2 separate regions of the Homo sapiens genome follow, and region 1 is linked to region 2. The links are chromatin contacts, found by Hi-C in ENCODE. All regions are on one chromosome and are shown on one strand. The core of a region is the stretch at or near the end of the contact, and the rest is flanking DNA. Distances in the headings are between cores, read along the strand shown. Region 1 holds the start of TMEM108 (transmembrane protein 108). Region 2 has its middle 55 kb from the start of TMEM108.

What was found. A loop is a pair of places that touch in the nucleus more often than their neighbours do. Pooled maps may share reads with other maps.
Region 1: a map of gastrocnemius medialis shows a loop between it and region 2 (4-fold over the local background). The contact joins the promoter of TMEM108 here to the enhancer-like site in region 2. A Hi-C loop is called at or near these places in 2 of 168 maps with a recorded cell type or tissue (DLD1 and gastrocnemius medialis) and 1 of 50 pooled maps.

Annotation. Positions count from the first base shown.
Region 1 is chr3:133,036,950-133,039,670 of GRCh38, reverse strand. It overlaps TMEM108 (transmembrane protein 108), which reads right to left and starts at 1,280. Exons shown (of 6, transcript NM_023943.4): 1 at 1,236-1,280. RefSeq lists an enhancer at 1,292-1,586.
Region 2 is chr3:132,981,907-132,984,606 of GRCh38, reverse strand. No RefSeq gene overlaps it. Among named protein-coding and RNA genes, the nearest start is that of TMEM108, 55 kb to the left of the region's middle. Within about 2 kb of position 1,311, at least 2 of the 41 ENCODE cell types and tissues checked have a DNase peak (open chromatin) inside an H3K27ac peak, as active enhancers do; they include gastrocnemius medialis, where a contact is called at or near this core.

The sequences.
Region 1 (2,721 bases), core at 31-2,530, 55 kb before region 2:
GAGTAGATTACCAGGTGTATCCAACAAATCAAGAAGTTAACCCGTGGAAAATTGAAGGGACTTTTTATGTTTGCCTATGAGCTGTCTGGGGAAATGGAGGAGAGGCAGGGAATACTTTCCATAGCTTGACCTGCTCTTAAGTTCCTGGACATACCTTCCCCTTTTTAAAGTATGATTTAAAGGCAACAATCCATCTCCCCCGGACTCCCATACAAACCTCTTTTGGCAGCCAAATGGTCTTCATCGAGCACACACTTTTCAAAGAATTAAGGACGTGTGAGTAGGTTTAGTTTAGACCCTGCCTTCCCTCTCCCCACAACCCAGTAACATGCTGAAAATAAGTAATAACCTTCCTGGGTACCCCCAGAAAAACCTGTTTGCAGAAACTACAACCTTTCCTCCGAAAAAAACCCCTATCTTCTTAAGGAAGAATCTCAGTGTGGTGGTCTGCAGTTCACTGCAGGCATTTCCCTCCTCACCATTTACCAGTCATCAGTTACGCTGCATCTGAAATTGGTTTTTGTAGACTTTCATTTAGACCGGCTCCACCGGTGCCCAACTGCTTAAAAAAAAAAATAGCCCCTGAACCAATCTCTGGATTCCTCCAGCAGGCTCAAAGCGTTCAATTTCGCTGCAACTCTGGGGTGAAAACCGCCAGGTCCAGCCGGCAGAGCAACCTCCCGGGCAGCACGGAGGCTCCGTCCCCGGCGAGGCCGCCGGCACCTAGGCAGGAGGGCTCTTCGCACAGCTGCGCTAGGAATTCGGCTCCGCTCGCGGCCGCAGGATTAGTTCGAGTCCCTCGGGCTGGCCAAAGTGACACTACATTTCTTCTTCTTCGTTTCCCCATGTGACAGGTCCCCCTGCATTAAAGCCACCTCCTCCTCGGCCCCAGCCCAGGTCCAGCGCTCCTGACGCCCGCGCCCCATCACCCGCACCCTCCACCTGGGGAGGGGGTTCATGCCAGCAACCCTCCAGGCGGGAAACAAAGGCGGAGGCAGGGCTGCCAGGTGGGCAACTCCCCTCGGGCAGACCCGTCACGCAGTGGGGAGGATGGGAAGGTGCCTGAGAGGATAGGAAAAGGGAAACCAAGGCAACCGGGGCTGCATCCTCCCTGAAGCTGGGCTCCCGGGGCAAGCTGACCCCACACCTCCCCGAGCCCCGCCCAGCCCAGCCTAACCCGCTTGCCGGGACCCAGCATGGGAAGGACTGGGGGGACGCCCCGGAGCGCCGCTTACCTCGGGAGAAGCGCTCCGGCTCCCTCCGACGGCTCAGGAGAAAGCCCCACCGCTCGCGCACGCGCTCTCGCGCACTCGCGCCTTCGCCCCTCGGGCCCCCGCGCGCGCCCCTCCGACCAGGCTCTGGCCCGCCCCGGCCTTGTCCGTCAGCGTCCGCGACAGCCAATCCGGTCGCACGGAAGGCTCAGCGCCGGTCACGTGGTGAGACCAGCCAATCACCAAATTGCCCTCGGCAGCGCCCGCTCCGATGTCTCTGGGGGTTCGGTTGCTACCTAGCAGAGCGGGTGCGAGGCGGGCACAAAGGGTCTCTGTTTTCGGGGGCTAAGTGGCACTCAGTTGATCAATTACCAGATCAATTGACTTCTCAAATTCTAATATAAATAAGAATCACTTGACTCTCTTGTTAAAATGCGGATTCTGATCCAGAAGGTCTGGGGTGGAGACCTGAGATCCTGCATTTCTAATAAGCTCCCAGGTGGCGATGACGAAGCTCTTGGTCGGAGGATCACGCTTTGAATTGCACCTGTCCGAAAGTAATGGCTGTAGCCCCAGCTCCACGTAATTTGAAACTTGCACGACCTTTCTTGTCCTTCTTCCACTGATGAGAAGCGTTCCTGTGGCTACATGGGGTGTCCCGGTGATGCTTACAGTTTGGGCACCAGCTGAGGGAAGGTGTGTTTAATCCCCACATTACCCACCCTTGGTCTATGGAGCAGCAATCATGCCAACTTGGTGACTGGAGTGTGGAACCAGAAGTGGAGACGGAATGGCCATGGAAGAGAACACTGTGTCTACGTTAATCCTAAAGGGTTGGGCGTGTGTGTCTGAGTGGCGCGGTGCCAGACACTTGGCCAGAGAAGTGGTATAAGTGGTCCCTGCTTCTCAAAACGTAACAATTTGTTGTAGAACTATACAGGCTAGTTCAGAAAGAAGCATGTGGAGAAAACATCCGGGAAGCTAACAGTCACAGCACAAATTCAGGCATAAGCTAAAGAGGTTGTAAAATAATATGCCTTGAGGGTCTTAAAAACTGTCCAAATATTCTTCTGTCAGTAATTCCAGAGTCTAGAAGTTAGGACTCCCACTGGCCCTGTCATTTCTCAAATTTGACCTAAGGACTCAGTGTTTTCGGACTGGCCAGCTAGAACCTTTGTCGTTCAGCGTAGCCAAGCTCTTATTACCCAGTAGTGTACCGCCGTGGTTCAAGATTCTTAAGTGCTGAATTCTCCAAAACCTTCATCTCTCATCTCTTGAAACCAGGTGGTATAACCCTGCTTCAGCATTTCTCTCTCACTATCAAGGTGATCAAACTGTCGCTTAGAGAAAACTTCACCTTTGTCAGTGTGTCCTGAACTTCTCTGGCTTCTCATCCCCAGAAGTGAAGCCCACCTAGCAATCTCAGACATTGTTCATCACATTGTCCCTATCAGAGATGGCATCGCACAAAATTCAGAGTTTCTGGGAACATGTTAAACCTGTCACAGCA
Region 2 (2,700 bases), core at 62-2,561:
ACTACTCAAAAAGCCAGATTGAACAGATGCACTCAGCAATCTGGTTCTACCCTTTATTAGCATTAATTACAGTCATTTTCCTTTTATTGGTTTTATTTTTATTAATATCTCCTCAAACAAGCCAATAAAAAAGAAAGAAAGAAGGAAAAGGACAAATGCCTTCATACATGGGCAATCTTCCACAGGCTCAATGAGTCAGTCAAGCTTAGGCGTGTCTCAAGATAGGCATGACCTGCTCTCCACATATCTAGCACTTGTGCCAGAAACTGGGAGGGACCAAGGATTCACATCAATATGAGAAGCAAAGGACTTCATGTGTGATCTCAACATTGTCTACCAGAATCTGTCACATTTTGGGGTCATCATTCTTGGCTTTGATCAATACAAGTAATAGAAGTGATATTAGGCTATTTAGGCTAAGCCATAAAAGCCATTCATTTTCTCACTGAACTGTGGAAGCAAGCCACTCACCAACTTCTTTGTGTCTAGTTCCTAATGCTGAAAGAAAAAAATCGGCCGGGCGCAGTGGCTCGCGCCTGTAATCCCAGCACTTTGGGAGGCCAAGGCGGGTGGATCACGAGGTCAAGAGATTGAGACCATCCTGGCTAACACGGTGAAACCCCGTCTCTACTAAAAATACAAAAAATTAGCTGGGCGTGGTGGTGGTTGCCTGTAGTCCCAGCTACTCAGGAGGCTGAGGCAGGAGAATGGCGTGAACCCAGGAGGTGGAGCTTGCAGTGAGCTGAGATTGCACCACCGTGCTCCAGCCTGGGCGACAGAGCGAGACTCCATCTCAAAAAGAAAAGAAAAGAAAACTGTACTGAGTGGTGGCAATCAGCTTTATCATATATTCTCAGGACCTAAAATAAGACACCAGACAATAGTTCTGCTAGACATAGAATATACTGGTTCTCTTTCTCTAGACACTTTGTAGTTTGGTGGTTATAGAAAACCATGTTTTGATTCATCCATCCATCATCCAAGAGATGCTTAGATCAGGAAACTATGTTAGGCTCTTCAGTAAAGGCAAGAAATACGGAGATGAAGATAGGACATGACTCATTTTTCAAGGCTCAGCCTAAATACCACTCTCCTTCATTAAAGTTGTAGTAACAATGCTGTATGCTCACCCAACTCATTTTATTTTTCACCTGAGCTCTCAGGAAAACTTCCCAACTTCCTGTACAGCTAAATTTGGGTCATGTGACTAAGTTCTGGCCAGTGGAAAATCTGGCAAATATGATGTCTGCATATCCAGCCTAGCCCATAAATCCTCTGGGCAGTGTTCCTTCTGTGGTAACCTTAGAGGCCATGTGTTGAAGGTGGTGAGCTCATGCAAAGCTGAGTCCCTGAATGACCCTAGGAGCAAACTGTCCTTCTGGCCACATTGACTGTGGCAGGATCAGACAGCTAACTTTTTATTTTGTGAAGCCACTAAGATCTAAGTTGTTTATTTCATTATTGTCTTCCTCCCCACCCACCTTTACCAAGACTAATACTAAAATTTCTTTAATTGCCACACTATTCAAGGTCCACTCAAAAGATAGAATTCATGCCAGATTTTCTTTTAATTGTGGTAAAATACACATAAAATTTACCATTTTAATCATTTTAAGCATATGGTTCAGTAATATTGAGTCTATTCACATTGTTGCACAACTAATCTGCAGAACTTTTTCACTTGCAAAGCTGAAATATATACCTATTAAACAACAACCTTCCATTTTCCCATGCCTCAGCCTCTAGAAACCACCATTCTACTTTCTGTCTCTGAGTTTGACTATTCTAGATTCCTATAAGTGGAAACATGCAGTATTTGTCTTTTTGTGACTAGCTTATTTCATAGCATAATGTCCTGAAGCTTCATCCATGTTGTAGCATTTGTCAGAATTTCCTCCCTTTTTAAGGCCAATTAATATCCCACCGTAGGTACATACCACGTTTTGTTTATCTATTTGTCTATTAATGGATGCTTGGGTAGCGTCTACCTCTTGGCTATTGTGAATAGTGCTGCTATCAATATGGCTGCTATCAATATCTCTTTGAGATCCCCTCTTTCAATTCTTTTGGCTATACACCCAGAAGTGGAATTGCTAGATCATATGATAACTCTATTTTTAGTTTTTTGAGGAATCATCATACTGTTTTCCACAGTGGCTGCCATTTTACATTCCCACCAACAGTGCAAAAGGATCCAATTTCTCCACATTCTTGCCAACATCACACTAGTTATTTTGAACAGAGAATTTAATATACAGAATTGTTAACTAGGTAACTGAAAGAGTAAAAAGGGAATACTAAGGTTTCAAGAACATAGCAAATGTGGGAGGCAGCTAACACCCCTAGGGCTGAGGGAACAAAGGGAAAAGGTTGGAATTATTAAAATGTAGAGACTTAGGGGAGAATCCTGTCAGCTGGGCTCCAGAGCTCTGAGGAATGGGCACAAGTTGGTGCAGGTATCTCTGAGAGGTATCAATGAGGCTGGTTCTGTGATGTTGGAGAGACTGCAAACTGGATTCAGCTGCTGCTACAGGAATAAACTACCATTGTCAAATTGTCACTACCAAGGCAAAGAAGCCTTGCTAGGGCAATGCTCACAGGAACAGAAAGCAAACCAGGGAAGCAAATCCCTTTTTCCTTTTCCAATCTTGCAGTCAGTCTCTAGTGCCCACTATTGGCAGAGCCTACAAGGGAGCAGTT